Regions from separate parts of the Homo sapiens genome. Here region 2 is linked to region 1. Evidence: chromatin loops called from intact Hi-C (ENCODE). Cell type or tissue: PC-9. All regions are shown on one strand. Links, peaks and the distances in the headings refer to the core of each region. The heading gives the core; the rest is flanking DNA.

Region 1 (5,388 bases), core at 222-5,221:
TCCCCTTTCTATGATTCCTAGAGTCACCTCCCAAATAAACTTTCACATTTACATTATTGTCTCATGGTCTCTTCTGAGGGAACTCAAACTAAAACAAAATGCTTATTGAATTAAATCCTCAGTTGCAGATGAGAGGTTCAGGGACCATGCCAGATGCTGAAGGCACCAAGATGGATAGTGATGAGCCTTCTCATTCAGCCCTTACTCAGCACTGCCTCTGGCTACCAAGCACTGTGCTCCTATCATGTACCAGCCCCTGGGACTCTCCGTTTACATGCATCTTGGCTAACCCTTTCCACCACCCTGCCCAGTAGCTATCATTATGCTCAAATTGCAAACGGGGAAATTGATGCTCAGAGGGTTTTCCAAAGTCACACAGTCATAGAAATGCCATCTTTGGTTAGGGAGCAGTGCCTCACACCTGAAGTTTCAGCACTTTGGGAGGCCAAAGCTGGCAGATCGCTTGAGCTCAGGAGTTTGAGACCAGCCTAGACAACATGGCAAAATCCCATCCACACAAAAAATACAAAAATTAGCTGGGTGTGGTGACATGCCTATAGTCCCAGCTATTTAGGAGGCAGGATTGCTTGAGTCCAGGAGTTCAAGGCTTCAGTGAGCTGTGATCACGCCACTGAACTCCAGCCTGGGTGACAGAGTGAGTCTCTGTCTCAAAAAAAAAAAAAAAAAAGAAAAGAAAAAGAAAAGGGCCGGGCGCAGTGGCTCACGCCTGTAATCCCAGCACTTTGGGAGGCCGAGGCGGGCGGATCACAAGGTCAGGATATCAAGACCATCCTGGCTAACACAGTGAAACCCCGTCTCTACTAAAAATACAAAATATCAGCCGGGCGTGGTGGCGAGCGCCTGTAGTCCCAGCTACTTGGGAGGCTGAGGCAGGAGAATGGCGTGAACCCGGGAGGGGGAGCTTGCAGTGAGCCGAGATTGCGCCACTGCACTGCAGCCTGGGCGACAGAGCGAGACTCCGTCTCAAAAAAAAAAAAAAAAAGGAGTGCCATCCTCCTGCAACACACCACCTCCCTGAGACCCACAGACAATAATACAACAGGCTTTAGGACACGCCTCTCTTGAAGTACTTAAAAGTGAGTTGAGAATACACAACACTTATACATGAAAAAATAACTCATGACACAAGAGAGTAAGGGAAATGTGTGACAGGCAGCTCAGAGAAGAATCCCTATGGAGTTCAGAAGAGAGATAAGGGTCAACTGGGAATATTAGAGAAATCTCATGGGTGGCTGGACTTAGGCTGAGCCGGAGTGAATGAGTTAGATTCAAATGGGAGACTCAGGGAAAGGAGAGAGTTGTGAGTGAGAAGGATGAGTAGGCACCGTGCAGAAGCAGCACTGGGCATGTTTACTGTGACTGTAAACAGAAAGATGGCCTGAGGACAGGATAGCAGGAACCAGGCCATATTATAGAGGCCTGGGGATGCCAAGAGCTATGGTTTGAATATGTGTCCCCTCCAAAACTCATATTGAAATTTAATCCATTGTGGCAGGATTGAGAGGTGGGGCCTTAGGGAGGTGATTAGATCATGAGGGCTCCATCCTTATCAAGGAATTAATCCGTTCATGGATTAAGGGGTGAATGGAGTAATGGGTTATCACAGGAGTGGACTCCTGACTTTATAAGAAGAGAAAGACCTGAGCTAGCACATTCAGCCCCTTGCCAAGTAATGCCCTGCACCACCTTGAGACTCTGCAGAGAGTCTTCATCAGCAAGAAGGCCCTCACCATATGCAGTCCCTTGACCCTGAACTTCTGAGCTTCTATAACTGTAAGAAATACGTTCTTTTTCTTTATAAATTATTCAGTTTCAGTTATTCTGTTATAAACATAAGATTATTGATTAAGACACCAGGTAAAAAATATGGAGTTCATCTGAATATATATGTGGAGCAAATGCAGGCTGTGAAAGTAGAAAATTGACATGATCAGAATAAGATTTTATCAGATTCATCCGGCAGTAGAGGGCAGGATTGCTTGAAGTAAAGAGAATAGTTAGTAGACTCCTGACAGGCTATGCCTATGGTAATAAAGATCTAACCCAGAATAATGAACAGGAAGGTGTAAACTACATTACAAAGCAAGAGTTGTCAAATCTGAGTCACTGATGGGTCAGAGAGGAGAAAGAATAAAGAAAGCTCCTTTACTGTACCTGGATAATGGGGAAAATGGAAACATGAACAAGAAACTAGAAAGTTGTACATAAGAAAATGACTAAAATAACTCAATATATCATCATTTCCCTAAAAATTATACATTGGGAAGATTTTTCTGAATGATGTGGAATTATGGATGTGTTCCCCCTTGGTGGACAAAAGTAACTCAAACCTTTCGGTGAGGAGCTATCTCTCCTCCACTCTCCTCAGCCCTCTCCATGACCTTATAGAACTAAAGCCAATAGTTACTGAGTGTAGAAGATATCTGCTGTTTCTGCCTGCTAAACATCCCCTCCCCCTGCACCTGGAAACACCATTTGTATTTCTTGTAGAGATTGCATTCCATGCAGCACAGGTGCAGTTGGACCCATTCTACCCCGCCCCCATCAATCTCCTCCTACCCCTTGTCCAGCTACAAAAAAGGGCACATAGCCCAGACCTGGCCAATTTGTTTACCCCATGCCATGTGCATAGCACAGTGATTCAGAAAGAGGTATGTGGCTGGAGCCAAGCCAATCACTATCCATGAAATTATTCTAGAGAAGTAACAGGAAGCACTTCTTTCTGCAACAATTAAAGTCCATATTAGGAGGTAGGAGCTCAAAATTAACACTGAAAGATTACAGAATGAGATGCAGACTAGGAAAGGGCCTGGCTAAAACTGGAGAAGAGAAACTCTCTCAGGCCTGCCTCTCTGTAGACCAGTCTGTTCCACTGTAGGAAACCTAACTGCTGACAATCCCCAATTTGTTGTCGGTGTCAGGGAAATCTGAGACAACACGTGTACCCAGCCACACTATGAACCCCTAGACCCAGCCACATCTGAACTTGGCTGAGCTTCTGAACTTTCCAACTACGTCAACAAATTTTTTTTCTTTAAGGAAATAAAATTAAATTTGGATCACTTGCTACCAAAAAAAAATGTTTAATGTAGCTAGCTTTACTAGCTTGTTATCAAAATGTGTTCTGCTTGTGCCCACAGCTCAATCTTAAAAATCACATTCCTGAAGTTCTTCCTTCCTTGACCACCCCAAGTATGTTACTCCTCCCCTCTCTCTGCCTTCCATGCCTAGTTTGTTTGCAGTTACCTTGAGGAACTTGTAAAAGGTTGCTCTAGTTGCACACCCTCCTATGTGAGGCCAATAACAAAGGAAGATCTCCAAAACACCTTCCAAAAAAGCAAAGCCACAAATGGCCAAGCCCAGATGACAATCACAGTCCCAGCTAATATCTTTATTGCATCCGAGTAAATACCTGGCAGAGAAGCCAGCCATGCCGTGCCCCAACATCTGACCTACAGAAACTGTTAGATAATAAATATGGGTTACTTTAATCCATTAAGTTTCTGGTAATTTGTGACTTAGCAATAGAAAACTTATAGAGGACAGATGCAACAACTTGTCCCTCACCTCGGAAGGGATATTTTCACACGCCCAAAATGAGTAGGCCCTTAGAAAATTGGAATGGAGACAAATTGGCAGATTCCAGTGAAGTTGGGGACCTGAACCTCTAAATTTGGTTGAGCCTTCTTTGTCAAGAGAAGCAGCTCTTCCAACTGTGTTTAAGGAAGTTAGTACACCTTGGTCTGAAGAACTTTCCTGGTATACTGCGGAGGAAGGTATCAAGCCTTAGGAAGATTGGACTTGGAGCTCCATCCTCAAACACAAATACAAAAGCCTTTAAAGAGACTATTGAACCAGCTATTCCAAACACATCAGGTTAAATAACTGTTAAAATAAAATAAAACAAAATAAAAAATGGTGTGAGTGTGTGTGTGCGCGTGAGCGTGCATGCACATGCACACATTTCCTGGTGATTCTGCTTCTCTGGCTCAATCTATAGTGGTAAAGTTGAGGACATTGTCACTAATCCATGTTCAAAGTGCATCCACCTTACCCCAAGGCTTGATGTTCTCATAATGTACCTTCCTTAAAGTGTCATTTTCTACCTGCCTGGGAAAGGCACAAGTCACATCTATCTTTCTCAATTTGGTTCAAGAATTTCAGGACATATTAGGCAATTTTAATAAAATCACTATGAGTTATCATCAATCTGTCCTTTATATATACAAAGAATGTTGACCGGGCACGGTGGCTCATGTCTGTAATCCCAGCACTTTGGGAGGCCAAGGTGGGTGGATCACGAGGTCAGGAGTTCAAGACCAGCCTGGCCAAGATGGTGAAACCCCGTCTCTACTAAAAATACAAAAAAATTAGCCGGGCATGGTGGCGGGCACCGGTAATCCCAGCTACTTGGGAGTTTGAGGCAGAGAATTGCTTGAACCCGGGAGGCAGAGGTTGCAGTGAGCCGAGATCACACCACTGCACTCCAGCCTGGGAGACAGAGCGAGACTCTATCTCAAAAAAAAAAATGTTGCAAGAAAATCTAAAATTTGTTTCCTTTAAAAACATTGTATAAAGTCAAGTGCAGTGGCATGCACCCGTAGTCCCAACTACTTTGGAGGCTGAGGTGGGAGGATCTCATGAGCCCAGAAGTTCAAGGCCAGCCTGGGAAACATAGCAAGCCCTGTCTCAAAAAGATTATTATCACTATTATTATTATATATTTTCTCAAAGTGTTGCCTTGATGTTTCCCTTTATTTTGTGTCCTTTTGTTTAAGAATGCAAAATATCTAAGATTGCAAAATATCTAAGATTGCTATCATTTCGGCTTGTGAAAGAAACACAAACTAGCTATAGCAGTTAGGGTTAAATCAGAGAAGCAAAGCCACTAGATTATTATGGGAATAAAAGATTTATTATAGGAATTTAGATCTCACACAAATGTGAGAGCAGCTGAGAAAGTGAAAGTCAGAGAATTTAAGAAAGAGTCATAAATGAATCCTCTGAAAGCACTGGCATGAGTAGGTAAACTGGAGCTTTCAGGGAAATCTGCGACACCAGATATACCCAGCCACTTTAGTGAGATTGCAAAGCGGGAGCTCTCAGAGAGGTCTACGGGAAGATGTTCCCTCTGTGTAGCTACCACCTCTATGGGTTTGCAGCCAAGCATCTGGGTAAGGGGGAGGAGGGAGTAGGTCTGCTTTTGGTGAGTTGGGCTGGCAATCAGGAAGCCGAGCTGGACAGTGTGGAGGAGAGGAAGAACAAGTGTGGACCCAGACACCTCTGTGTCTATCTATCTGACCATGAGACCTTCCAAGAATAATGGTCGTTGCTTCTTTTCCACCTTCCAAATCTCGTGCATCTTCC
Region 2 (5,388 bases), core at 205-5,204, 220 kb before region 1:
CAAGTGATCTCCCCACCTTAGCCTCCCAAAGTACTGGGATTATAGGTATGAGCCACTGCACCCAGCCAGCGTATGTATTTTGGGAACAAATTTTATCCATTGTTTTGTCATTCTGTTGTTTTCTTTAAAATTTTGTCCTATTATTTGTTACACAGAACTTTTTCAGCTTTATGTATTTAAAGCTGAGGCCCAGACCCAAGGATGCAGGCAGAGCCTAGGAGAGTGGATCACAGCCCGCAGGGACAGTTCTCTGGCAGGATCCCTGGGCCAGGCAGAAGAGACCAGACAGAGAGCTCCACACACAGCCCCTGACATGGAGTCTGAGAGATACTTTGCTCCTAGTGAGACGGTTTGAGCCAGAGAAGCCAATAAGGGTGCAAAACCGGAAGGGCTAGAGGCCACCAGAGGCCAGAGAGCTCTTGAAAACTCAGAGGTGGATCAAATTGAGACTAGTCTGGGCCAGTTTGAGATGAATTAGTCACTAGTTCTTACCTCTGTGTGGGCTATTATGTGTTTTCTTAAGAAAAAAAAAAAAAGCTTAGAATAGGGCAGAAAAAAAGGGAGAAACCTCTGAGAACCTTCTACCTTATCTGTGATGATATCCTGTTTCTTCAGTGGTTGGGAATTTATTTTCCAATTGCAAATGTCTTATCTTGTTCCAAAAAGTAGTAGAAAGAGCTTACAGAGGATTCACACAATATAATATACACACAATAATATCAAAGTAGAATTAGGAAATTAGGTCAAGGGAAAATATAAACAGAAGTAGAATGTCAAGTTCAGGCAAAAGAAGAGGACAGATACACAGTCATGTGTAGCTTAACAACACAGATATGTTTTGAGAAATGCACTGTTAGGAGATTTCACCCTTGTGCAAACATCACAGAGTGTACTTAAACCAAGGTGATATCGCCTGCCACACCCCTAGGCCGTATGGTGTAGCCTATTGCTCCTAAGCTACACACCTGTACAGCATGTTACTGTACTGAATATTGTAGACAACTATAATACAATGGTAAGTATTTGTGTATATAAACATAACTAAACAGAGAAAAGGTACAGTAAAAATACAGTCTAAGAATCTTACAGGACCACCGTTGTATATGCAGTCCATCATTGACCAAAACGTCATTTTGGGGTGCATGACTGTTTATGCTTAAAGCGAGTCAGGGTAAGTGTCCTTCTTGGTTTTTAGGCTTTTCTTTTTGATAAATCTGGAATTCTTTATTGTTATATGTGGTATATTTGTTACTAATTCAGTCCTTCTTTGTACCGATTGACAGTTGTTCCTGAAATATTTAGTTTGTCCCTGCAATGTCCCTGCCATTCTCTATTGTTATGGTGTTTCTGATCTGTCAACTTCCATTATCTTAAAATGGTTTGTAAATACTTCTGAAAGCTCATTGTAATTGCATTTTCTCTTTTTAATCCCATAACATCATTTTTTATAATCCACTTTGTTTTTAGAACAGTTTTAGATTTACAGAAAAATTAGGGAGATATATAGAGACATACTCTGAAAATTGTTTCCTCTGCTATTAAACTATTACATTAGTATGGCACATTTGCCACATTAATGAATCACTGTTGATTCACTATGATTAACCAAAGTCCATACTTTCTTCAGATCTCCTTTGTTTTCCCCTAACTGCTTCTTCCTGTTCTGGATCCCATCCAGTACATCACACTACATTGAATCATCATGTCCCTTTAGGCTCCTCTTGACCATGACAGTTTCTCAGACTTACCTTGTTTTTTATGACATTAATACTTTTGAAAAGTATTGGTCAGGTATTCTGTAGAATGTGCTTCCTATGTACTGAATTGTGTCCTTCCAAAATTTCTACGTTGAAGGCCTATCCCCCAGTGTGACTTATTTGGAGATACGTCCAGTAAGGAGACGATAAAGGTTAAATGAGAGCCTAAGGGTAGGGTCCTAATCCTGTAGTGTTGGTGCCCTAGCTCTCTCCACCACAGTGAGAAAACTACCTGCAAGCAAGGAAGAAAGCCCTCGCCAGAAGCCAACCATCACTCAATTCATCACTCAATTGGGATTTCTCTAATGTTTGTTTTCTTATGATTAGACTGGGATTTTAAGTTTTGGAGAGGAATACCACAGAGGTAAAACCCCATTTTAATCACATATTGATTGACATGACTTATTGCTATTGATGTTGACCTTGATCACCTGGATGAGGCAGTGTTTCTCAGGTTTCCTCTCAGCAAGTTTATCTGCTCCCCTCGTTCCACATTGTACCTTTTGGGAAGAAGTCACCACGCACAGCCCACACTTAAAGAGGGGAGTTCTGTTCTACCTCTTTGAGGACAGAGTAACTACATGGATTATTTGGAATTCTACTGTATAGGGGATTTGCCTCTTCTCCTGTATTTATGTATTTATTCGATTATTTATTTATGTCAGCATGAACTCATGGATATCTATTTTATCATTTGGTTTATAATTCAATACTACTTCATTTTGTTGCTCAAATCATTCCAGCTTTCACCACTGAGAGCTCTCTCAGTTGACTCCTTTGGCATACCTCAATTAACATACTGCTATCACTGTGGGTTATATTGGTCTGTTTCATCTGAGCACTTCTTTCATTTATGGCATTACTAGATACTTTAGGCTCAACTTACAGATTTCCTTCCCCAGCCCTAGAATAAACCACTTCTCTAAAGAGGCATAGTTTCTTTTATTGGAGAATGGTATTAGAAACCAAGATCTGGGCAATAGGTGTGCTCACTATTTCTGCGATGTCATTGTTTCAGGGTTCTCTCATCAGACAGAGCAAGAAAATATTTCTATGTAAACTAATCCACATATATACATAGCTATAAATATTCTTAAATGTAACCATCTGTATCAATAGGAAGCTAAACATGAGCTTTCATACTGATGTTGCCAACTCTAATCCATTACCACATGGATCATTCTAGCTTCTTCTCCTTGCTTATCAATGTACTCCTACTCCAACAGTGAGAACCTATTTCCTCCAACCATACATTTAAATAATTGACCAATTCCAGTGTACATGTATAGCAGTATCAGAATTTTTAACCAATAACCCATAAGAAATAACTTTACCACCTAGAGTATAGTACTTATGTACATTTTCTTCTGCTTTTAGTCTTACAGACTGCACTCATTTCCAAAGATACTTAGGTTGGAAACTTTTCCCCCTATCCTTTTAATGAGGTTTTATTCATACATTTGTAATACCATTAGATTGTTTTGTCACATTCTGCAATTCCATCCTGGGATTCCTCAACATCCTAAATAAATTTTTAATTTTTCTATATTAAAGTTTACTCTCTAAATTCAGTGGGTTTTGACAAATGTATAATGTCATGTATTCCCAATTACAGCATCATCCAGAATAGTTTCACTTCCATAAGAATCCCCTATGCTATTCAGCCTTCTCTGTCTTCTCCTATACCCTCAGCAACCACTGATCTTTTAACCTTCACAATAGTTTTGCATTTTCCAGTGAAAATATAATGGAAATCATATAGTATATAGGCTTTTCAACTGGCTTCTTTCACTTAGTAACATACATTTAAGATTCACTCAAGTTTTTTGTGGTTTGTTAATTTTTTTAATCACTGAATATTATTCCATTGTTTGTACATGCTACAGTTTATTTATTCATTCTCTTGTTGAAGGACATTTTTGGCAACTATGAGTAAAGCTTCTCTAAAGGTTTGCATGCAGGTTTTTGGTGGACAAAAGATTTTGAAGCAGTTGGGTAAATACCTAGGAGCATAATTGCTGGATTGCATGGTTAAGACTAAGTTTAGCTTTCTTTAAAAATACCAAAGTGTCTTCCAAAGTGGTTGTACCATTTTGCATTCCCACCAACAACGAATAAGAGTTCCTGTTGCTCTGCATCTTCATCAACAATTTGTATTGTCAGTTTGGGGAGTTTAGCCGTTCTAATAGGCATACAGTTGTATCTCATCATTGTTTTCATTTGCAATTCCCTGATTACAAAGAATGGTCTTTTCTTATGCTTATTTGCCATCTACATATTTTCTTTAGTGAAAGGTCTGTTCAGATCTTTTGCCTATGTTTTAATTGGGTTATCTGGTTTTTATTGTTGAGTTTTAAGAGTTCTTTGTATATTTTGGACACAGGTACTTTATCAGATATATGTTTTGTTAATAATTTCTTTCCATCCATGGTTTATCTTTTGATTCTCTTAACAGTATCTTTCACAGAGCTAATGATTTGAATTCTAATAAAATCTTATTCATCTAATATTTTTCTTTCATGGATTATGCTTTTGGTGTTACATCTAAAAACTCCTCACTAAACCCAAGGTCACCTAGATTTTCTCCTATGTTTTCTTTTAGTTTTATCCTTTTGCATTTTATACTTAGGTCTATGATCCATTTTGAGTTAATTTTTGTGAAAAGTCTAAAGTCTATATCTAGGTTATTTTATTATTTATTTATTTACCATATAAACAACCAGTTGTTCTACCAGCACCATTAGTTGAAAAGACTAGCCTTTCTCCATTGAATTGTCTTTGCTCCTTTACCAAAAATAAGTAGACTGTATTTTGTGGGACTATTTCTGGGCTCCCTATCCTATTCCATTGAAATTTGTGTGCATTCTTTAATCAACACTATTTTATGTCTTGATCACTATAGCTTTAAAGTAAGTCTTGAAATTGGATAACCTGAGTCCTCAAATTTTATTCTTCTTCTTCAGTATTGTTTTGGCTATTCTAGAAGTATTCCCTTTCCATTTAAACTTTAAAATCAGTGTTTCAGTCTCAGTAAAATAGCTTTCTGGGATATGAATTGAGATTGCTTTAACATGTATGATTTTCCTTGTCCCTGAAAAACTTCTTTTACCATTTCTTGTAAAGTAGGTTTACTGGTAAGGAATTCCCCCAGTTTTTGTTGCTGTGAGAAACTCTTTATTTCTTCTTCATGTTCGAAGGATAATTTTGCTGGATTTAGAATTCTAGATTGGTGATATTTTTCCTCTCAACACATTAAATATTTAAATCAACTGTCTTCAAGTTTGCATAGTTTCTGATGAGAAGCCCAACATAATTCTTATCCTTGCTCCTTGATAGCGCTGTTCTTTTTCTCTGTCTTCTTTCAAGATTTAATCTTTGTCTTTGGTTTTCTGCAATTTGAACATGATAAGCCTATATGTTGTTGTTGCTGCTGTTTTCATATTTATCCTGATTGACATTCTCTGAGCTTCCTAGATCTGTTGTTTAATCAATTTTGGAAAATTCTCAGCTATTATTACTTCAAATATTTCTTTATTATACGTTAAGTTCTAGGGTACATGGGCACAATGTACAGGTTTGTTACATATGTATACATGTGCCATGTTTGTGTGCTGTACCCATTAACTCGTCA

The links. A loop is a pair of places that touch in the nucleus more often than their neighbours do. Peaks named below come from ENCODE experiments on the same cell type or tissue, not always from the same donor. Only the 100,000 strongest peaks of a DNase experiment are listed, where the experiment ranks them.
Region 2: a loop joins it to region 1, with 4 times the contacts of the local background. A loop is called at or near these places in 5 of 110 quality-filtered maps.

The regions. Positions count from the first base shown.
Region 1 is chr4:147,594,537-147,599,924 of GRCh38, forward strand. LINC02507 (long intergenic non-protein coding RNA 2507) reads left to right here. Exons shown (of 4, transcript NR_187416.1): 4 at 1-53. Among named protein-coding and RNA genes, the nearest start is that of TMEM184C-DT, 20 kb to the right of the region's middle. In PC-9, for the core only: no CTCF peak of the experiment used is centred there; a DNase peak (open chromatin) is centred at 2,655; H3K27ac peaks cover 786 bases.
Region 2 is chr4:147,370,216-147,375,603 of GRCh38, forward strand. No RefSeq gene overlaps it. Among named protein-coding and RNA genes, the nearest start is that of MIR548G, 28 kb to the left of the region's middle. In PC-9, for the core only: no CTCF peak of the experiment used is centred there; no DNase peak of the experiment used is centred there; H3K27ac peaks cover 2,100 bases.